5 separate regions of the Homo sapiens genome follow, and regions 1, 2, 3 and 4 are each linked to region 5. Evidence: chromatin contacts called from ENCODE Hi-C or POLR2A ChIA-PET data. All regions are on one chromosome and are shown on one strand. The core of a region is the stretch at or near the end of the contact, and the rest is flanking DNA. Distances in the headings are between cores, read along the strand shown.

The links. A loop is a pair of places that touch in the nucleus more often than their neighbours do. ChIA-PET counts read pairs that join two places held with the same protein, here RNA polymerase II (POLR2A). Pooled maps may share reads with other maps.
Region 1: a loop to region 5 is called in a map of B cell, with 7 times the contacts of the local background. The contact joins the promoter of RSPRY1 here to the promoter of CCDC102A in region 5. A Hi-C loop is called at or near these places in 7 of 168 maps with a recorded cell type or tissue (B cell, CD8-positive, alpha-beta T cell, GM12878 and 4 more), 11 of 37 single-sample maps with no recorded cell type and 20 of 50 pooled maps. POLR2A ChIA-PET finds 5 or more read pairs at or near these places in 5 of 52 experiments (B cell, CD4-positive, alpha-beta T cell, GM12878 and 2 more).
Region 2: a pooled map shows a loop between it and region 5 (5-fold over the local background). The contact joins the enhancer-like site here to the promoter of CCDC102A in region 5. A Hi-C loop is called at or near these places in 8 of 37 single-sample maps with no recorded cell type and 7 of 50 pooled maps.
Region 3: a map of ascending aorta shows a loop between it and region 5 (2.5-fold over the local background). The contact joins the promoter of CPNE2 here to the promoter of CCDC102A in region 5. A Hi-C loop is called at or near these places in 1 of 168 maps with a recorded cell type or tissue (ascending aorta) and 4 of 50 pooled maps.
Region 4: a pooled map shows a loop between it and region 5 (2.9-fold over the local background). The contact joins the promoter of KIFC3 here to the promoter of CCDC102A in region 5. A Hi-C loop is called at or near these places in 1 of 168 maps with a recorded cell type or tissue (naive thymus-derived CD4-positive, alpha-beta T cell), 2 of 37 single-sample maps with no recorded cell type and 9 of 50 pooled maps. POLR2A ChIA-PET finds 5 or more read pairs at or near these places in 4 of 52 experiments (BJ, T-cell, activated CD4-positive, alpha-beta T cell and 1 more).

Annotation. Positions count from the first base shown.
Region 1 is chr16:57,184,364-57,188,772 of GRCh38, reverse strand. It overlaps RSPRY1 (ring finger and SPRY domain containing 1), which reads right to left and starts at 2,444. Exons shown (of 15, transcript NM_133368.3): 1 at 2,322-2,444. PSME3IP1 (proteasome activator subunit 3 interacting protein 1) reads left to right here and starts at 2,734. Exons shown (of 7, transcript NM_024946.4): 1 at 2,734-2,952. RefSeq lists enhancers at 1,104-1,748, 3,060-3,109 and a silencer at 2,150-2,359.
Region 2 is chr16:57,040,111-57,043,393 of GRCh38, reverse strand. It overlaps NLRC5 (NLR family CARD domain containing 5), which reads right to left. Exons shown (of 49, transcript NM_001384950.1): 17 at 2,676-2,744; 18 at 1,820-1,909; 19 at 1,329-1,412. Among named protein-coding and RNA genes, the nearest start is that of CPNE2, 51 kb to the left of the region's middle. RefSeq lists enhancers at 1,142-1,241, 1,512-1,561. Within about 2 kb of position 1,858, at least 9 of the 41 ENCODE cell types and tissues checked have a DNase peak (open chromatin) inside an H3K27ac peak, as active enhancers do.
Region 3 is chr16:57,090,308-57,094,817 of GRCh38, reverse strand. CPNE2 (copine 2) reads right to left here and starts at 2,235. Exons shown (of 16, transcript NM_152727.6): 1 at 2,028-2,235. RefSeq lists silencers at 1,744-2,153, 2,214-2,263, 2,374-2,623, 2,644-2,713.
Region 4 is chr16:57,800,699-57,805,304 of GRCh38, reverse strand. It overlaps KIFC3 (kinesin family member C3), which reads left to right and starts at 2,814. Exons shown (of 20, transcript NM_001130100.2): 1 at 2,814-2,935. RefSeq lists enhancers at 1,841-2,517, 3,195-3,871.
Region 5 is chr16:57,534,872-57,539,240 of GRCh38, reverse strand. CCDC102A (coiled-coil domain containing 102A) reads left to right here and starts at 2,670. Exons shown (of 9, transcript NM_033212.4): 1 at 2,670-2,741. It also overlaps a transcript of ADGRG5 not described here. RefSeq lists an enhancer at 72-161 and a silencer at 2,428-3,377.

The sequences.
Region 1 (4,409 bases), core at 1,195-3,694, 350 kb after region 5:
AGGCCGAGGCAGGCGGATTACAGGACGTCGGGAGTTCGACACCAGCCTGACCAACACGGAGAAACCTCGTCTCTACTAAAAATACAAAATTAGCTGGGCGTGGTGGTACATGCCTGTAATCCCAGCTACTCCGGAGGCTGAGGCAGGAGAATCGCTTGAACCCAGGAGGCGGAGGTTGCAGTGAGCCGAGATAGCGCCACTGCACTCCAGCCTGGGCAACAAGAACGAAACTCCGTCTCAAAAAACAAACAAACAAAAAAACCAAAAACACAACTAAATTACTTCGGAAAAAATCCCATATAAATTGCCCGATATTTGGAAAACCATCTCTAACAAGTACGACGAACCAAACACTAGTAAAATGTCATACAGGGACACAAGTCTCTTACAATCTCATAGAGGGATCTACAAAGCAAGATACCATCCCAGGAAATGATTGCCCGATATTTGGAAAACCATCTCTAACAAGTACGACGAACCAAACACTAGTAAAATGTCATACAGGGACACAAGTCTCTTACAATCTCATAGAGGGATCTACAAAGCAAGATACCATCCCAGGAAATGCAAAGTCCACATAAGGGGAAAAATAAAGAGAACCACTGTGCAAGAGAAATTTAAAAGCAACTTCCAACATGCCTCATAATCTATAGTCTAGGGCTACCACAACAACGCATAGTATTCGTGGAGGAAAAAAGGCAGTCTTTACAAATCACAACTGAGGGAGAAAGTATGATATTCACTGCCTGTAGACATCCAAAAGCCATGCATATATATATGCAAAAGGGGGAGGAGGTTTACAATGTTGAGATCAAATTACTTAGAGGAAAATTTCAGCTGTTAGGGGAAAATAATTCCTGAAGGAAAAGATATTACAGTGGTAACTCCTGCCAGCACCATAAGAAGTTCAAAGTAAATGAAAACTCTGAGAGCAAAAGCTGGAAATCCCACCATCCCCATCTAAGCAGGGTTTGAAACCATGGGTTTAGATCTTAATATGACCTAAGAAGCTGTGAACCTTGAAGCTTTCAGTACAATATGGCTCCCAGCACTCCGCAGGTGACAGACAACGACTGTATTAATCCCACCCCTTACCTCTACATACTACTTTACATTTTAGAAAGTGCCTTCACTTTTATTCCTCAACAGCAACCCGTTTGGTGGTAGAATCACACTAACTTACGTTCACGCAGCTTGTAATTTGTACTTTCACATACTGCGCTGGTTATTTTACAGTAGAGACTTAAGGAGGTTAAGTCACTCCACTAAGCAAGAACAGATGGTAGGTAAAGGGCCTGGAAAACTGCGGGATTCTACTCAGTCGATAACAGACACTTCTAACCCTTCAAAGTTCAAAGTACAACACTCCAGGGGGAGCAACCTCTCTCAGAGAACTATACAAGACAGGACCTCGGAGTCTCAGCCGACCGCCTCGGTCTCAGTCGGTTTCCCTCCCCAAAGACGGGGAAAGTGAGGCAGCAGGAGAGACAAATGCCTAATTTGGACTCACGCAAGGGGTGTTGGTGGGATAGACTCTCCCCACCCCACTCGGGCAATAAGCCCGGAAGCAGTTGGATCCTGTGTCTGGGACACCTGGTCGATCTACAGAGAGAGGGAATAATTCCCGTTTCCCTTTCACTACTCCCCACTCTGGCTTTCCTGTGGATGGAGGTGTCTTCTTCCCATCACCGCCCAGAAATCCCCTCTCCCCAAGGTCCTTACCCAATTTTCAGCTCCGGCTTCCGTAGTAGGACATTCCGCTAGTTCTAGCTCCTGCTTCCTAGCCCCATTCTCTCTCTATCCCAAGGCGTTTCTAAATCTCCCCGGGGAGGTATGCCTCATCCGTGCCACCTAGACCGTAAACTCCACAAAAAGAACCCTCCTAAAGCGTCCCTTCATCTACCCTTTCTATCCCGGGCACCCCTGAGTAGGTCAGGACCCCATCGGTACCAGGAGCCACCCCAGGAGATAGATAGCTGCCTCTCACCTGGGCCCTGTTAGCCGCAGCCTCCTCAGAAGGGCGACCCCCAAGAACCTCTTCTGGTGAGGACCCCCGAAAGAGGGAACACCCTCTTCTAGGAACCTCTTCAGATCCCTCAAGCGCGGGCCTCGGTGGAAAACCTCTCGGCTGTTTCTCAGGTTCTGACCAACGCCACCTCTCTCCCGGGCCCTTTCCAGAGCCTACCCCGGCCCCAGTCCGGTCCGCCCGCCCCAGGCTCGAGCGGCTGTTCCCCTCCCTCACAGACGTCCCCAACCCTCAGACTCCCTCCCGTTCCGCGTGCCCAGGGCTCAGAGCAGCGCGGTCGGGCTGTGGCACTGACTTTCTCTACCTCCCGGGCCCACCGGAGGGAGGGGGCGGCGGCGGCGGCGCGACTCCTTTGTGACAGGTCCGAGAGAACGGCAAAGATGGACGCGAGGCCACGGCGCTGCCATTACGCGCAGAGCCCACCCCCGCTTCGTACCGCCCCAGCCCTCCCTCAGTCCCCTAGGAAACGCCCCTTCCTCGGTGGCAAGCCCTCTCCTTGACAGCCAATCACCTTTCAAAAATCGTGTCACGTGATCAGCGGGACCGGCCCGCCCTCCAGGCGCAGACTGGCCAGTCCTCATCCTGAGGCGTGAATGGCCCAATCAAGTCTCTCCGGCTCGTTTTCAGGGTACCGGATTTCCATCGGGCTCCCGGGGAGGAAGAGCTCCGCGGATTGGGTTACGTCGCCGGAAGTGGGGCGGGACTCTATTGTGGCGGTGAGGAACAGGAAGCCCTGAAGGGTCAAAAGAAATACAAAAGCAAAGGCTATTTTCTTTTTTTTTTTCTTTCTTTCATTCATTCCTTCCTCTGTTTCTTTCTTTCTTCCTTTCATTTTTTTTTCTTTTTTAAGAGCGAGCGGCTCTGCGGTGGCGGTTTGGGGTGGGCGCCGCCGAGGTGAGGTCGTCTCGCCTCCCGCGCGCCGGTAGGTGAGTGCGGCCTCGGTCCTGGCCTGGCGGCGACACCTGGGTTCCAGCTTCCTTACGGAAGAGATGAGCTGCGGCTGCTGTTAGGGTTAGGGCCAGGCCTGTTCTCAGTCCGCGCACCCGCTCCTTGTCCGGAGTAGCCGAAGCCTGGGGCTTGCGGGCCCAGCCTGAGGGGAGCTGAGGGTGCCCGCGGGAAGGCATCTGGGTCGCGGCGAGGACCCTTTCAGGCGGGCCCAACACTGCCGGGCGTTTAATGGGGTTTCCCCAATTTTCTGCTAGGTAGGGCCACCCAGGTTTCAAGTGAGTAGCAGGCTCCGTTCCAGAGGTCTTGGAACAGGTCCAGGTTACTCACTCGGATGTGCGGCGTCTGGTTGGAAATGGTTGAATCCCAGAATGGCAGTGCAGGATGGGAAGCACATTTATTGTGTGCCATGTACCAGTTGCTGTGCCAAGCGAATTTTCTATTACGGAAAACAAGCCAGCTGGCCCGTTTTGCAGAAAACTTAAGAAACAAAGAGAGTTGAAGCGTCATGCTTGAGAGTTGGTGGTCCTTGTGACTGTCAGTCCACACAGAGGAAAGGGGGAGACCTGTTTGTTCGTAGTCGTGGTTCTTTAATGTTAGTGGAAAACAAGATCTCCTGGGGCCCTTTTAAAATGCAGTTTCTCAGACTCCCGCACGCTCGGGTAGCCCGACTGGTTAGTTCAGGAGTGGGACCCAAGAAGCCAGATGCGAGCCTGGTGATCGGAATTCCCGATGACCTCTTGCCTACCACCTGTGACATAAGATTTGTCGATTCATCAGTTATTTGGTGTATTCATGTGTCCACAGGGACACCATAAAATGGAAGGCACCCTTCTGAAATATTTGAAGGGAATCAGTGGGTAGACTCCTTTTTGATACAAAGTATTGAGCCGACAGCAGCTTTTACAGTCTTTTAGTTAGATGACCTGCGAACAATTTGTAAGGATCTGAAAGTAGAGGCTGCCCGATTATCTTTCTCAACTGAAGTCTTCATGTCCTTACCCTGTGGGGAAGTGCTTCATGATATAAGAAAGGAATAATTGTGTCAAAACCATTTAGTTGATTATCAGTCTTCACTTTCATCTTCCAAGAATGGTGATGCTTGGTTAGAATCAAGCTGCTGCTTTAGCTATTGAAAACCACGTATGTGGTAAATCAAGTAACAAGTGCGATGTACGTACAGGGTCAGTCATAGTGTAATTATGCCTTTATGGCAGCTAAATTAAGCATTTTCAACGTGTTCACCATTAGTCACCTTTTGAACATACTTTGTCTTCATTCTTAAATATTATGTTTCACTCTTTACTATAGAATATGTTGTTAAGATTGTTTTGTCTAAAATCAAGTATCGACAAGTTTAAAAAAAAGATTGTTTTGTGTTTGGTTTTCTGTATTTCCACTATGCTCTATGGAACTATGGGTTTGTTTTTGTTCAATT
Region 2 (3,283 bases), core at 609-3,108, 500 kb after region 5:
AGATGGTCAGAGAGCACCCCTTGCAAGTCCTCATGGTGGAGATGGGGAAACAGAGTCCTAGAGAGAATCAAGGTCTAGCCCAAGGTTATGAGACATGTTGGTGACAGAGCTGAGATGGGCACCCAGTGGGTCCCTCGGTCTGTGATGGATCTGAGGAGTGCTTTCTGGCTGGAGCTGGGCCTCCTTTTCTCCACCTGATAAGGGAGGGGTGGTACCCAGGACAAAATGAAAATGCAGGGTCTCTTGTGCAGAAAGCAGGAACAAAGTGTCTCCTTTCTTTCAGGGTCTCCTGTCAACTTGTTATTGTTTTCTATTTACTATTTAATGCTACACTCCCCTCCCACGGGGACACTGGTAGGGCGAGTGTGGACCCTCACAGCACCAGGTCACGAGTCCACACTAATAAGAAGGTCACATGAGGACATACTAAAACCTCCAGTCTTCATGTAATTTGCCTGCAATGGTTAGACCTTCCTTCCTTCCCAGGTGCAGGCCCTGAACAGGAACCAAGGCAACTCCCTTCCTTCCCAGCATTGCACAAAAACAGGGTGTGAGCAGGGGGTCCTTAGGCCCCAGCACTCATTTCAGAGATCGTAGCCACCAACAGAGGCCACGCCTGCAATTTATGTATTTACCGACTGGGAACCAGGGACTCGGAGAGGGGATGTAACTTGCCCAGAATCACACAGCAAAGCGTGTTCACAGAGACAGCCTGGAATATAGGACCTGTGACCTCTCCCCTGGGCTCCTCTGGCTTTGGCCCAGAAGTGCCTGGGAGGAGGGGGTGCTTTGTGAGCCAAAAGCACCAAGGGCATTTAGGGATCAAGAACTCTGGTCCATTGCAGGCAAACTTTGGGGATTCCTCCTACACACTCTCTGCCAGGTACTCAGGGATCCTTGGCAGCCCTGGGCACCCTGCTTGAGTGTCCTCTCTGGTACAAACCCTCCCTGTCTACCCTGACCATACCCCAGCTAACAGCCCCAGCCCCTCCCGGCACCCCAGGGCCAGAATAACAACTGCCAGCCGTTAGTCATACTTCGCACCCACACCTGCCCTCCCCAGGGTGGCCTCAGAAGCCTGTTCAGAGATGCGGAGACAGGTTCCAGAAGTGAAACCTTGAATCAGAAGTGGGATTATTGAGTCACAGACTCTCTGAGTAAGAATCATCTATTAGCTAGCCTTCACCGAGAACTTACATTGTATTAGGGGCAATTTTCATGCATTTTCCGATTTAATCTTTACAATAACCCCAGGAAAGAGGGGGATGGGACAGAGAATGCTCCCCCCCTGCCCCAGCCTCAGAGGCTCTGCCTAGCGGGCTACTCACTTCAAGGACTGCAGAGCTCCCAGCCCTGGGAGCAGCTGAGCCAGCCGGGCTGCACCTTCATCCCCCAGAGCATTGCCTGAGAAGCTGGGGGTGGGGAGAAGGGAGGGGAGAACATTAGCAGGTGGGGAGTGGGTTGCTGGCAGCATGGTCCCTGCATTCCAGTTACTCAACTTCCTGAAACTGGACACAGCCCTGGGCTGCCAGGCCAGATCTCAGCAGATCTGGCACGGGCAGCTGGGGTCTCCCCCAGGTTCTTATTCTGAGGTTCGTGGACCTCTGAGGGACCAGGGGTGAGCCTCCGAGCGTGTCAGACATGGGGGATCTGTATCTTGGGAGGAAGAGTCACAACTTTCACCAGATTCTCCAAGGGGTTTCTGACTTCAGCAGGGAAAGAACAGTTGATCTAAATCTTAAAAACCAAACCCAAACACCAACACTAACTCACTGTAATTGGCCCCACCCACCCACCTTCCAACACACAAACCACTCACTCGAGGTGGAGGTGACCGAGGTGGCAGCTTCCTCCCAGAGCCTTGCAGAGCTGCTCTAGGTGCTTTTCTTGGAGGCCACAATGTGTCAGCCTGCCCAGGGACAAAAACACAGTGCTGCATGCCCCACTGAACAGAGGCGGGAAGGAGCCGCTTTCCCACCCCCCAGACACAGAGGCAGAGAATGAGGCTTGCAGGAGAGGAGGGACTGGGATGTATCTGGCACCTAGACAGACGGACAAAGAGGGACCAACACACACGACACCCACAGGATGTCACATATAGGCAGAGGGTGGGCAGAGACACAGATGGAAGGAAACCAAGGCACAGAGACCTCAGAGAGAGAGAGCAGATCAGAGGAAGACAGATAAGACTGAAATAACAGTTAAATAAACTGATAAAACAGAAATACACGATGAGAGAGGGAAGAAATGAGAGAAACAGGCAGAGGGACAGAGGGAGATTAGGACAGACAAAGACCAAGAGAGAAGGGGGGAAGAGTGCTGATGGGAGCCCCCAGGCCCAGGCACCAGGATCATGACAGAAGGAGCCCAGTGCTCCCCTTCACCTCTTTTCAGAGTCTCCACAACCCCTCAGCTGCTGGGGGTCAGGGAGCTAAGGGGAGTGGGGTCTCCTGGGCTTGGGAAGGTGGTTGACGGGGCTGCCTTGTGAGCCCTGTCTGGGGTGGGCTGGGCAGGGGAGGTAGGAGGTAGGGAAGCCAGGCCATGACCCCTGGACACAGCAGGTCAGGTGTCCTTCAGGGAGCATGTGGGGCCTGGGCACAGGTTTGGGAGCAGGCTCTGAGCAGGGGAAGGGAGGGGGCTGGAATCACACACAGGGCTGGAGGCCATCACTGTACCTCATCCTTCGGGAGCTCAGAGGCAGCTCAGAGGGCATCTGGAGCATGAGGCTGTCAAGAAATGCAGCCCTGGAGGGACATCACCAAGGCCAGGCTGAGCAAAGGCCATGTCCGCCATCTCCAGAATCCATCCTCAGCCTGGCCTTCCACCATCGAGCCCTATCCTCCACCTAGAGTCAATCAGACCTTGGTGCCAATTTGGCTTCTCCACTTCCTGGTTGTGTGACCCTGGACAAATCACAGCCTCTCAATGGGAGACTGTATGTGAACTGCCTTAGTTTGGTGCTTGGTGCATACATGGCAAGTACTCAATTGACCTTGACTGCTATTATCATTAATCTCATCCTCCTCCTCATCTGTGCTTCAGAGATGTCAGCCCCAGCTGGAATCGAGCCTTCAGTAGTCCAGACTCTACAGAAGAGATTGTGGGTGGGCTCCGGGAGCAAAGAGCTGAGTCTCTACCCATGCGCTAGGCTGGGGCAATCCAGGACCCTAATGGGTCCTTGTGTGAAAGGGATACAGAAGTTCCGACCAGGACCAGAGCTACAGGCCAGGCAATCCCCTGGGTTTAAGCTGGAGGGCTCTAGTCTCCCGGAATCCCCCTCTGG
Region 3 (4,510 bases), core at 986-3,485, 440 kb after region 5:
TCTTCTTTCACCCCAGGCCCCTGCCCCTAGAACAGCCCAGAAGTCCTGACGGGAGGGGGAGGAGCAAGCTGGCCTGAGACAACCCCACAAAGGATCCTGGATGCAGTCACCCACATCAGGCTTCTTAATATTCCCATGGATAATGACAATGACAGTTAACCAGGCACTCACCACGTACCAATAAGTGCTGGCACCCGAGTCCTTGCAATCTAATTTAATCCTACCTTTGCAGAAATACACAATTACCTGAAAAGAATATGAAGGTGTATAGATATAAAAACTGAGGACTGGGAGGAGGACCAGATGGGGTCCAGTACTTACTGTTTTACAGACATAGAAACCGAGGCTCCATTCTCAGCCATCTTCTTCCCTTATGCCCCAGTTTTTAATTCTCATGACATTCCAGAGGGAGTGTCCGTTGGAACACCACCAGAGACACCACACTTGCCACTCATGAAGTGCTCCCTACTTGCAGAACGTCTGCTCCCTGTTCCCCAGTTCCAGCCTCCCAGCCGCCCTACTGTAAGCTGGATCATGTCACAGTTTGCCTCATTTTACAGACAGAAAACCCCCCAAGTCCAAGGGGTGACAAGGCACGCAGACAGGAAGTGACGGCCGCAAAACGAACCCAAGCGTCCACATCCTTCGTCCCTGGTTCTTTCCATGGAGAAACCTGCCTGGGTGACCCCTTCCAATCCAGCTGGCTGGGGCGGTCCTGGAGCTCACCTGGACCTATGCCAGGCGGAATGCCATAAAACCACGCCTTCATGCTGTGTCCATTCTCCAGGAGGCAGGCCCCGGAACATCAGCCCATTTCACAGATGGTGACCCAGAGGGCCACAGGGGGGGAGGGTCTGGGCCAAGTTCCCTGTTGGTCATAGGTGGGGTTCAGACCCAGGTCTCCCAGGCCTCCCCATCAGGGCAGGCTGCAGCTGCCAGGGATTACAATCTGCGCACACCGCCTGTTTCCTGAAAACCATGGGCTCCCTGCAGTCCGTGAAGCTGTGGATGCCCAAGGGGCAGAAAAAGCCCCCCAACCTTTGATGACAGCACACACCTCTAAGGGAGCAAAAAACTAAGGCAGACAAAAAAAAGGGCGTTTTGTCTGGAAGATCATTCTTCCAGACCCCTTGTCCCTTCCCCCAGTACATATGGGGCAGGGGATTCAGATGCAAGATGAACACCCTATTAGCTACCAGAGCCAGCAGCATCTGTGACCTTGGGCAAATCACAGCCCCCTTTGAAGCAGCCCCTTCCCCATAGGAGAGCTTCTTGAACTCGGGGGGACGTGGAGCGAGGCTGGGGGATGGGGTGGGAAGAGCAGGGAAGAGGGTGTAAGACCCCTCTATTTTCAGAGGAGCATCGCTGTGAGAAACGGGGAATAAGAGAGGGCCTTGTTCGCCCGCTCTCTCCATGCCCACCCCCACACCCCCTTTAAACACACAGGTGCCAGACAGCTTTTTCGCAAAAACTAGTTTGCAAACACACTCCGACTTCTGGGAAGCTGCCCAGCTCCACTCCCCCTCTGCGCTCCCAGTACCGGGGCTGGGAGCCGGCCCTCCGGCAGTTGCCTGGGGCAGGGGGTGGGTGTTGAGGGGTGGGAGGAGGGCAGAGGGGAGCGGAGAGGAGCCAGCGCCCGCCGAGAGCCAGGGCGACCTCACGCCTTCAGCAGCTGCGGCAGCGGCGGGTCTCCACCTCCCGTACGCCCTCCAAGCCCCTCGGGGCGGGTGGAAGGGTCCCCAAAGCAGCTGGGCTCGGACCCCCGAGGGCGCCCCCCTCCCCAGGGACCCCGCCCGCCCTTCCCCGCAGTCCGGGAGCCGGCGGGGCGCCCCCGCGTGGCCGGGTCGGAGCTGAGTCACCGAAGCGCCGGAGTCCGGGTTCGCGCTGGCGGCGGGGGCTAGAGCGCCGCAGCCCCCCGAGGCGGAACCCGGGTTCCTTCGGACCCGCAGCTGGATCAAAGAGCCCAGCCCCAAGGCCGAAGTTGGGCACTCACGCCAAGCTGCCCCGCCTGCCCGGGCCCCACTCACCGCAGGTCCCGCGGGCGCCACCGCCCTCACCGCACGGCTGCCGCTGCCCGCGCTCCGAGCCGCCCGGGCATCCCCGGGAGCTGCTCCTGCTCGGCCGGGCCCGCGGGCGCGGGACAGGCTCAGGGCGCTGCCCGCGCGGCCACGGCCCGCTCGCGTGCGCTCCCAGCCGCTCGGGGTCCGGTCCTCCTCCCGGGCCGGGCGGGCGGGCGGCGGCGGCGGCGGCGGCTCGGGCTCCTCCCTCCGGCCGAGGAGGGGAGTGGGGAGGGAAGTGGGAGGCGAGGCGGGAGCTTCCTGGAGGGGCGCGCGCTCTCCCACGGGAGGAGCGGGGGCGCTGTCCCGCCCGCAGTCCGCCGCTCCCAGCCCGCGCCCGGCGCGCCGCGGCACTCGGGGCGCCTGGCACCGAGGGGGCCCGAACGTTCGGGCCGAACGCGAGGGTCCGAAGGTTCCAGGCTGGGACTCAGGTGGCTGAGGATCGGAACAACGCGGCTTCGCGCCCTCCCCAGGCCTGCTTTGCCCGAGCCTCTGGCACCTCCGAGTTCCGAGCGCCGTGCGCTCAGGGCCACCGACGCGGGAACAGAGGGGTGGCCTCAGCCCGGGCCTGCGGGGCCCCAGGGCCGCTTGGACCCCCAGCGCCGATGGGAGCGGCGCTGCGCCCTCGGGGCAACACCCAAGGCTGGGTTCTGGGTTGTATTGGGCAGGATTAGGGCCGCAGTGTTTTCTTCCCTTTTTTTTTTCAATAGCAAAAGAGCTCGGCATTTTCTTGCCGCCAGAGATTGGAAATATGACATATTTCTCTGACACAGACGATAAGATAAAGACGGATCCGAACTGGGCCTGGGTCTACTCATCCGTGCGGAAAATTAGGCGAGTCTTTAAGGCCTTGGAGCCCAGGCCTCCTTTTCCCTAGAAGAGGCACCAATTCTTAGGACACTTGTCTGTCGCTGGGCGCTCAAGCCTTTGGCCACTCCGCGGTATTTAGGTGCTCTCTGGGCAAGTTCACCACCGGGCATCAGAAGGCTGAGCCTCACGTAACCAGATTCTGGGGGGCGGGGCTTTCCCGGGGATCTCAAGGCCATGTCCACAGCCCTTGGCCCTGGGGCTCAAGGACTGGGCAGCTGAGGGTTAATGCCGAGTGCTTCCATTGTGGCTTTTCGATTCCAGGCAGGTGAGGGTTAATGTGGGAGCCTCGCGCGCTGCAGCCTGTGAGCCTCCCTCCACGTCTGAGTCACTGGCACTTTGCAGCCTTACAGGGGCCGAGACTAAACAGCCCCCGGGGCTCTGAGCTTTGTTCTCTGCCTGCCTGTCACCCATCCATCTTTCCTTTCTCCAAGCTCTCTTCACCTTTCTTCCACCGAAGCCAATCAAAGCCCTCTGCCCCGCTCTGGGGCAAACCAACCTATCAACCCAACTCCAGCCCCGCTTCCTCCAGGAAGACTTTCCTGATTGCTCTGGCCTCAGAATCTGTCTCTTGTCTTTCCAGCAGCAGGAGAGCCAGGCACTGGGATGGACAGTGGTGAACCAAAGCAGATAGTCTCTCTCAAGTTGCTCACCTGTGGGGGCCAAGATCAGGACCCAGGCCATCATATCACCATATGAAATGTGCAAAGATTGGAGGTAGGGTGGCACAGAAGACCCAACTCAGCCATGGGAGTCAGCGAGGCTTCCTTTAAGAAACCTGAAGGATGAGATAGTTGGGCCTGTCAAGGAAGATACTAGATCCCTAGCCAAGGAGGCAGAGTACAAAGGCCAGGGGTCACAGCAATTCCACTCCTAGATATCTACCCGGGAGAAATGAAAACATATGGCCACACAAAACATACACAAATGTACGTAGCAGCATTATTCATAATAGCCAAAAAGTGGAAACCACGCAAATGTTCATCCACTGATGAATGGAAAAACAAAATGTGGTATATCCACACAACATAGAATATTATACAGCCATAGAAAGGTACGAATTACTGGCCAGTTGTGGTGGCTCACACCTGTAATCCCAGCACTTTGGGAGGCCAAGGCGGGCGATTACTTGAGGTCGGGAATTCAAGACCAGCTTGGCCAACATGGCAAAACTCTGTCTCTACTAAAAATATAACAATTAGCCAGGCGTAGTGGCAAGAACCTGTAATCCCAGCAATTCGGAAGGCAGGAAGGAGAATCACTTGAGCCCAAGAGGCGGAAGTTGCAGCCAAGATTGCGCCACTGTACTCCAGCCTGGGTGACAGAGGGAGATTCCATCCCCCCTCCAAAAAAAAAAAGAAAGGAAAAAAAGAAAGGTGGGAAGTACTGATACATGCTACAGTATGGACAAACTTGGAAAATATTATGCCCAGTGAAAGAAGCCAGTCTCAGACAAATATTACATGGCTCCATTTAGATGAAATGTCCAGAATAGACAAATCCACAAACAGACAAAGCAGATTTGTGGTTGCCTCGGCCGGGGAGTGGAGAATGGGGAGTGATTGCTATTGGCAAAGGGTTTCTTT
Region 4 (4,606 bases), core at 1,565-4,064, 270 kb before region 5:
CATTCTTAAATTCCAACAACTGGGATGGGCATGGTATGGTGGCTCATGCAAATAATCCCAGCACTTTGGGAGGCTGAAGCAGGATGATCGCTTGAGGCTAAGATTCTGAGACCAACCAGGGCGACAGAGCTAGACCCCGACTCCACACAATATTCTTTTTAAAAAACTGAGTCATGCTGGGCACGGTGGCTCATGCCTGCAATCCCAACATTTTGGGAGGCCGAGGCAGGGGGATCACTTGAGGTCAGGAGTTCGAAACCAGCCTGTCCAACATGGTGAAACCCTGTCTCTACCAAAAATATAAAAAATTAGCTGGGTGTGGTGGTGTGCGCCTGTAATCCCACTGCACTCCAGCTTGGGTGACAGAGCGAGCCCCCGTCTCAAAAAAAAAAAAAAAAATTGAGTCAGGCACAGTGATTCACATCTTCACATCTGTAATCCCAGGACTTTGGAAAGCCAAGGTAGAAGGATCCCTTGAGCCCAGGAGTTTGAGACCAGCCTGGGCAACATAGTGAGACACCCCCATCTCTACTTAAAAAAAAAAAAAATTAGCTAGGCACACTGGTGTGTGCCTGTAGTCCCAGCTACTCAGGAGGCTCAGGTGGGAGGATCACTTGATCCCAGGAGTTCGGGGCTATAGTGAGCTATGATTGCATCACTGCACTCCAGCCTGGGCAACAGATCAAGATCTTGTCTCAAAAATGCAACAACCATGAAACAAGTAGTTTTTACGTTTCAAATCGGAGTTTTGCTAGAATTCCAAAAATACAACCTCCTTACACTTCAATTTCCTTTTTCCTTCGCTGGTGCTTTGATCTTAATAAGTTGTTATACCCATATGCATCTGATAGTACTGTGTGAGTACCTATTGGAGTCATAGCTCTATCACACACTGCATTTGTGAACAAACTTTCTGAGGCTCAGTTTCCTTTCCTGAAACACGGGTGTCCTGAAACAGTACTGGTGTTCATAGGGTGTTCAGGGTTAAATGGGATTTTGTTTATAAAGAGCTTAGTGCTGTGCCTGACACAGTGTTAGCTTCAATAATGGCATCTATTATGTACACAGGAAAAAAAAAGACTTCTAAAGTGTTGGCAGCATTTATCTCCAGTGTGTGGGATATGGTTACAATGAACATCTATTACTTTTGTAATCAAAGCAAAAGAACAATAAATGTTATTATTAATTTAAAAATCTGGCTTTGGCTTTGGTGGGAAGGACCTACAGTTAATGTCAATGTACTCAATCCCTGAGTAAGAAAAAGTCTCCAGTTTTGAACCAGGACTTTAAAGACATTCTGTCCTCCCCATCCCCCGCCCCATCAACTCATAGGGACTATAATCAAGGGAGATAGATACTAAATCAGAATTCTAGAGACATTTTGCCTTCATCCACCCTTGCGGTCCCCTGGATCACTGCTGTTTGGAGGGCAGGCAGAGGAATTCAGAGATCATAACTCCCCAAATAAGGCTTTCTCTCCCATTGGAAGGGTTCTCCAGTGTGGTGTTCAGCTGGAAATCTAACTCTCTAGGGAATGATTCCAGGAGCGTTACATTCACCCTCTATCAGGCCTTCACTGAGGAATCTCAGTTGTCAAATAAAGCATGCACTAGGCTGCTTCCAGCTGGGGGACTGTGACTGTCCTGCTCTGGCGTCCAGAACAATCTGAGGCCCAGGCCCTTGGCTCCGTCGCTGGTCGAGATTCTTGACTGGCAGCCCAGCGCCTGGGCGGCAGCAGGAGATAGAACCCACCTGGAGTTGCCCGACCCCCTCCAGTCCTCTCCTTGATCTTCTTGGGCCATCCCCTGACAAGCAGGAAGGGACAGAGTACCCGCCCTCCTGGGATTATCTGCAGAACCGTCAGCCTGCATGGGCTGGCTTCAGAGTGACTTGCTTTCTCCTCTTCCGCACCCGGGGGTGTGGAGAGTGAGGGAGAATATTGCTGCTGGCTCTGGAATAAAATGCTGCCTCTGTTTGGGAGACAAAGAACAGAGTGGCTCCTCCAGGTCAGCTGTCTCTCCCGGCTGGCAGGCCCCTGGCCTCCCCCAGGCCTCTTCTGAGGCTCTAGGTGCCCCAGTAGCAGGGCCTTCTGCAGCAAGGCCGGGAACTGCTGCACCATTGGTGTGTTTTACCTTAAGGGACTCCAGGCAGCTTCCTTGCTGGGAAGATATTCATTTGCTGGGGTGGGGCTGGGGGTGCAGAGGTAGGAAGTGCTGTGGCTAGAAGGCGGCCTGGCCAGCGAGTAGGTGGTGGAGCGAGTGAGAGCGTGTGCGCTGTAAACAGTGTGAGTGCATGTGCGCCAGCGCGTGCAAGGACACGGTAAGGGATGTACATGTATTGTCTCGTGAGTAAGAGCTTGTGTGTGTGTTGGGATGGGAAGACACGTACTGGTATGAGAGCCCGCGTGAGAAGTGTATGTGTGAGTACTCGCGTGGAAGTTTTGCACTCGGGTTTGAGGCTGTGCAAAAGTACGCATGGCTCACCAGGTGTGGGGCTGTGTGGGCTGCCTCGTGTGTGCCAGCCCGTGTGCAGGCCTGTTTTGTGAGAGCCTTCAGGGAACGCATGAGCACGTGTGCCAGTGCGAGTGCGGGACGCGGGGAGGCGGGAGAGACCGAGTGGGAGGCCCCGCGAAGGAGTGGGAGTGGGAGTGGGAGTGCCGGCGGGAGACCTGCGGGGGCGCGCCCGGGCTGACGCGTGCGCGCCAGTGCGCGTGAGTGCGGGCGCGCGCCGCCGCCCCCCGCCGGGGTCGGAGCCGGTTGCCATGGGAACGCGCCGCGGCCCGAGTTAATCATTTCCTGTGGAAAGTGTGCGGGAGGGGCGCGAGCGGGCTGGCCGAGGAGGAGGCGGCGGCGTGGAGCTGCCTCCTGCCGGCGGGCCGGGCCGGGCCGAGCCCCGGGCGCTGCGGCGACGCCTGGATCCTGCCTCCGCCAGGCCGGTGAGTGGGGGGCCCGGGCGGGCTGGGTGCGAGCGGGGCGCTGGGCTCTGCCCGGCCCGCCGTTTGGGGCGCCGCGTCCGGGCCGGCCCTGCCCTCGGGACCCCTCTGCCCGGACCCGCTATGGGCGCGGGGAGGGAAAGGCCCGGGAGACCCAGCCCTGCGAGGTCCCCTCCAGCGCCGTTCAGCCCGAGTCGAGGACCTTGCTGGGAGCTGGGCACAGGGGCGGCGTGTCCCACGGGATCCGAGCAGCCTCGGGACCCCGTTTGGATTTTATTGAACGAGAAGAGCGCAGACCCTACCCGGGATGGGCTTGTCAATCGGCGCCGCCCTCTCCCCTTCCTGGCGTCTTCCCCACCCCCAGGGCTCCCTGGAAGGCTGCCTTTGGGTCCCTCCCACCACGTCCCTTGGGGAGTTCGCTTTTTCCCTGGCAGGGCCTGGGGCGGGGTGCGCCCGCCCAGAGGTTAGGAAGAAGGGCCTTGGCCGGTGCCCTCCGGGCAGTGAGGAATCGGGCCATTGACAGCCGCAGCAGTTGTGAGGGTCTCAGCAGGGAGGGCGATCCCAGGACCACCCCTTTAAGCCCAGCATTGCTAGTTAGAGCAGAACTCTGGCTGGTGCAGTGAAGGGCCTGGTCCTGGGAGATATTAAAGAGGAAGCTGTGTTTAATTAAATTCTGGAGTACCATTTACTGCCACCCAGCCCCCACCTCCATACCCCAACACTGTCTCAAGATTGCGGGTTGTGGCCACCCCTGGTCTTTCACCTTCCCCGGCTTTTCCTCTGCCTGAACAGGGTGAGCACCCATTCTTTCCCAGACGTGTATTCCCCATGCCCTTGTTAGAGTAGCCGTCTCCTTGACCAGGGAGAGTCATTTGCTAGGAATGCAGTCTCAGAATGGGGCCCTGCATTTGCAGTGAGTGGACTTTAGGGGCACAGGGTGGTGAGTTCTGCTGTTCACAGGGGCACCAGGGAGCAGAGGGTTTGAAATCTAGGTTGCCCTGGAAAGCCCAGGATAGATGATGGTGTGCAGGGAGGTGGCATTCCCTGTACAACTTCCTTGACCTTCTGCCTGCTCTCCCAGGGCGACCAAGCCCTGCTTGCTGCAGTCTCTGAGCAGCTGTCCAGCCTGTCCCCCCAGTCTTTGCAATGTCCCTGATCTAGGGCAGGGGGAGTATTGCAGCTCTGCTGTCCTGGTCTAAACCCAGAGAGGCAGAGACCCTCTTCCCCAGCCAGGCCCTCTGCATTCACCCACCACTGGAGCAAAGTAACTGAAAAATAAAATTTTGGAGCTCTTTGTATATGCCAGTATTGTTCTGAACACTTGGCCTTGTCTAATCTTTAGAGCAACCCTATAAGGTGGTGTTCTCCCCATTTTATAGATGGAGATAATGAAGTACGGAGAGGCAAAGTAATTCTCCCAAGGTCAGACATCTAGTAAACAGGGGAGCCAGGTTCTGAACCAGTCCCACTGCCCTCCCCCACGAATCCTAGGTTGGTAGAAGTCCCCGGACACCAGGTTTCATCTCAGATGCCCATGTAAATGAGAGAGAGTCCTGCTTTCTTGGCCCAGAACCCTGGGCTTAAGATTCCTTGATACTTTTGACCTTCACACCCCTGAGGCTGCTAAATTCAGCTGCTTTTTCCTCTTCGGGATCTAGCACACGCCCTTCCTCT
Region 5 (4,369 bases), core at 1,421-3,920:
ACAGTCTTTGTCCTTGCGTGACTGGCTCATTTCACTTAGCATGACGTCTTCAAGGTTCCTCCGTGTTGTAGTGTGTCAGACTCTCATTCCTTTTAAAGGTTGAATCACATTCCACTATGTGTATAATACATATTACATTTTGTTCATTCATCTGTTGATGGACACTTCAGTTACTTCCACCTTTCAGCTATTGTGAATAATGCTACAATCAACATGGGTGTAGAAATGATGCCCCTTCTTAACAAAGAGAACGTTTCTAGCTAGACTTTACTAACGTTGTTTTATTTGCATACTATTTATTTTTATGATCTTTTTCTATTTGTGGCAAGTTATACAAATTTTCTATTTACCTAGCTATATGAAATAGGCTTTAAGATACAAGTAGGTCCTACAAAGTGAAATGATTTAAAGAAAAATGCTAGGTAAATAAGGGCATGTGTTAGTGGCAAAAAGTGGTGGCAGTAATACAGGAAAACAGAACTGCTGAAGTGTGGGAAATATTGACACACGCCTCAAAAACCTGACTGTCCTGAACTGAGTGGGACAGGCTGCCAGAGAGAAACCCTGCCGAGACCACTGGGGAGGTTGACGCCAGATTAGCCTTGCATTCAGAGAGGCGCCTGGGGGTGTTGTTCTAGAAAGAGAACTATGGTAAAATTGAAACAGTCAGATCTGGGATCTGACATCTCATAGGGTGACCCCGGGCCAGTTACTCGAGACGATCCTCTGGCCTCTGCCTCCCAAGTTAGCTGGGGCTACAGGAGCGTACCATCACACCTGTCTAAACTTTTTATCTTTTTGTAGAGACAGAGTGTCCCTATGTTCCCACGCTGGTCTTGAACTCCCGGCCTCAGGCGATCCTCCCGCTTTGGCTTCCCAAAGCACTGGGATTACAAGTGTGAGCCGCCGTGCCCAGTCCAGTCATTTCTGATCTTCACTTTTCTCATTATGAGAGGGTGGTAATAACACCCAGCCCCTAGGTAACTAAGATAACATCATGCGAGCTGCCAAAACCTGTGGCCAGCACCTACTTTGGTTCTACGATCGGGTGGGTCACGTCACCCCACCCTAGCCCCTGCAAAAGACATCCTCAGGACAATATTTACTGCTTCTTCCTAAGGAGAGAAGGCCTGATAGTGATGAGGTTATAGCTGGAGTTCAGGTGCACCATCAACTCAGTCTCCACCACCTTCCCCAGCCCCATTTCCACCTCCAAAAACTCTGGGCAAGACCTCTGGGCTCTTGATCCAAGGCTGTTACTGGCTGTAGGACCTTGTGCAAGTCTGAGCCAAGAGCCTCTCTGAGCCTTCATTTCCTCAGCTGTAAAATGTGGATGCCCTTGTCCTCTGAGTACTCAAACCCCACATACATCTCCTATCTATCTCTGGCTGGTGAACAGACGCTTTCAACATTCAGCCACGCATAACAAATACAAAGCAAATGAATCGACAAGTGAAACTGCCAGTCTTGCAACGTATGGGATTTCATGAAGTTGGTGGAAGCAAAGCAGGAGAAATGGAACAGCCGCTGCCCACAGAGAAAGGGAACGTCTGCAAGGGAAGTGACCCAGACCCGAAAAAAGGCACTGGACTATCAAAGGATTCAGAGTGATCCTTGAGTTTGAGGAAGCTCTCAAATATTTTTGCAAAAATGAATCTCTTACTGCAAAAACCAGTTCAGAAGGGAAGGATGCTACATACTCAACTATTACAAGAAAAAGCAAGACTTCCAGTGTTAACATCTGATTCATTCTTGGTTCATTTTAAGGCGTGCGTGGTTGCAATCATAATCTAAACTCCGTTAATCACGGGGTAAAACTAATTTATCTTCGTAATATTTAGCTTCTTTTTCTAGGTAAAATCCCAATCAGGCCAGGTTTTCCCCACCATCTTGGTGAATTGTTGGTCTTCTTTTAAATAGATTCACCTCGGGGGCCTTCCAGGGTACAGGATGTAGTGGGGAGTCCTCCAGACGCCTGTCCCGGCTTTCCAGTCAAGACCACAAACATCCTACCCCCAATAGAGAGAAAGCCCCAAAACAGCTGGGCGTCCCCGAAGGCGAAGTACCGTAATTCCCCAGGGCCTGCCAACCACCATCGCAATGCAGAGAAAAGTCTCCGCCCGCCGGGCCGAGTGCTCCCCGCGCCCCCCACCTCTTAACAAGCGCAAGGTTGCTTTCGTCAACCCTTCTGTTGTACAGAAAGAGAAACTGAGGCCCGATGGGCACAGACTTGTTGGCCCACTTCCACTCGGTGGCAGAGCTGGCCCAGGGAAAAATGCAGGTAACAACAGTGAAGACTTGGTAAGCTCGCTCCACGTGCCGAGCTGGGACCCGCGGTGGCCGTTTCTGCTGGGGGCGCCTAGTACGTAGTTGGCGCTGAGGAAACCTGAACCAAGAAAGCCGAGCCCCCCCGCAACTCTCGGCCCCTCACGGGGGTGGGGCCTCCGTTGGGGTACGGCCCGCTCTGCAGCAGAGCCCACCGCCCCGGCCCGCACCCCTCGCCCCGAAGTTAGGCTGGAGCCCCCACCCCAGCAGCTCGGTGGGCCGGGGTCACAGCGGGGCCGCAGCCTGCGACCGCTTCGGGGGCCCCGCCGCTCCCCCTGCTTCCCCTCCCCCCGGGAGGGAGGAGGAGACTCCGCGGCCCTCCCTCGGCCCCTCCGGCGGCGGTCGCAGCTGCACGGTGCCCGCTCTACCCCGCCGCAGCGGCTGGGACGTACGGAGCCCGCAAGTCCCGGCCCGAGGTGAGCGGGGGCGGCAGGCCGGGGGGCGGCAGGCCAAGGCGGCCCGGGAACTTGCTCCAGGCCGCGCGCCTTCCGCGGGAAGGAAGGGGTTAAGTTGTGGGGCGTGCTGGAGGAGCAGACACAGTCGGGGCGCCCGCGGCAACCCCCGAACTCAGAGCAGAACTTTCTAGACGCCTCCCCGGCCTCCCTCAGCCCCCGGAACCCCAGGTCTCCGGTGGGGAGGGGCCGCGGGGTGATGGGGGAGGGGAGGCGCCTCCGGAATGCCGCGGCCCGGGCCGGACGGGAGGGGGCGGCGGGCGGGGACGGAATTTGGGACTCTCCCGGGGGACCCAACGTGGTCGCCATGGCGAATGCGGGATGGACGGGCGGCGCTGGCCAATCAGAGCACGGCGCCCTGCCCAGAGCCGCGGCGACTGCCAATGGGGGCCATGCGGTGGGGTGGGCGGGACCGCGCGGCGCGGGCCGGGAACCCCCTCCACCCTCCGCCCGTCGCTAGGTGGAGCGGGGCGGTTCGCAGGGCCAGCGGCTTGGGAGGGGTCGACTAAGTGAGGACTAAGGCGACGCAGGGCTGGGGCTTCAGTTTCAGTACCTTAGGTGGGGGTGGTGTCCACCTTCCCACCCCCGCTCTCCCAGGGCTCTTGTGGGGGTTGGATTGGTTTGGGTTCGGGAGGTCTGCCCACCTGTTAGAGCGTTCAGGAATCTTTTTAGTGCCTCTCCCCATCCTGTAGGTAAGGAAACTGAGGCCCAGAGAGGGCAGGGACTTGCAGATATCACACAGCATATCAGTGATGGAGCTGGGACTAGCGGGATGTCTGCTGTACAAGAGTGAAGAGTTCACGGTGTTGCCGAGAGGGGTGGGGCTGGGGTCGGGGTGGGGCTGGGTCCCCATGAAGGTTCACCCCACCATTCCAGCTGTGCGTATCCACTTGGCCTGGTGCCTGCAGACCCCATCGTGTAGGTGCTCTCGGGGGCATTGTGCCCCTCAGGTGGCTAAGATCCAGAAGAGGAGGCATCCCATCACCAGCTCCCTACTCTGGCCTTGCTGCTGGTCCGCGGTGTGGACACAGACACGTAGCTGTCCCTCTGGGCCTCAGTTGGTCCATATGTAAAGAAAGGAGTTCAAATCAATGATCCAGGCTGTCTCTGTGGCTCCTCAGTCTAAGATGGGGCTACCTGGGAATAGGCCAGGGGTGCCTACCCCTGGGCTTAGGTCCAGCCTGGAGGCCTAGCCGCCATCCCTTCCTTTCCCGCCAGCCAGCTCCCCCCAGAGGTCCTGCAGCTGGATCCTGGGCAGCAGGTCACAGGGACAGGTGCCCGCAGTCTGTGGGCTGACCAGCCTTGGGCCCTGCACTTATTCAATCAGGCTGTCCTCTGTGGTTTCCCACTGGGCTCTGCTTTCTGTCCACAGCCAGGCCTGTGGCCATGGGCTTGTCCCAGGGCCCTACCTGAAAGGCTCTGGGAGGATCTACAGGGTTTCAGAGCCGGGGAAGGGGTTGGGGCACTGGGCTCCCCATCCCTTCAGCTGGCCCCTGTCCAGGCCTTGGCATTGCTCATTCCTCTCACTGATATGGAGAGACCCATCCAAACATGCTGAGGACAAAACACAACGCTGTTCCCAGTGGGTCAAT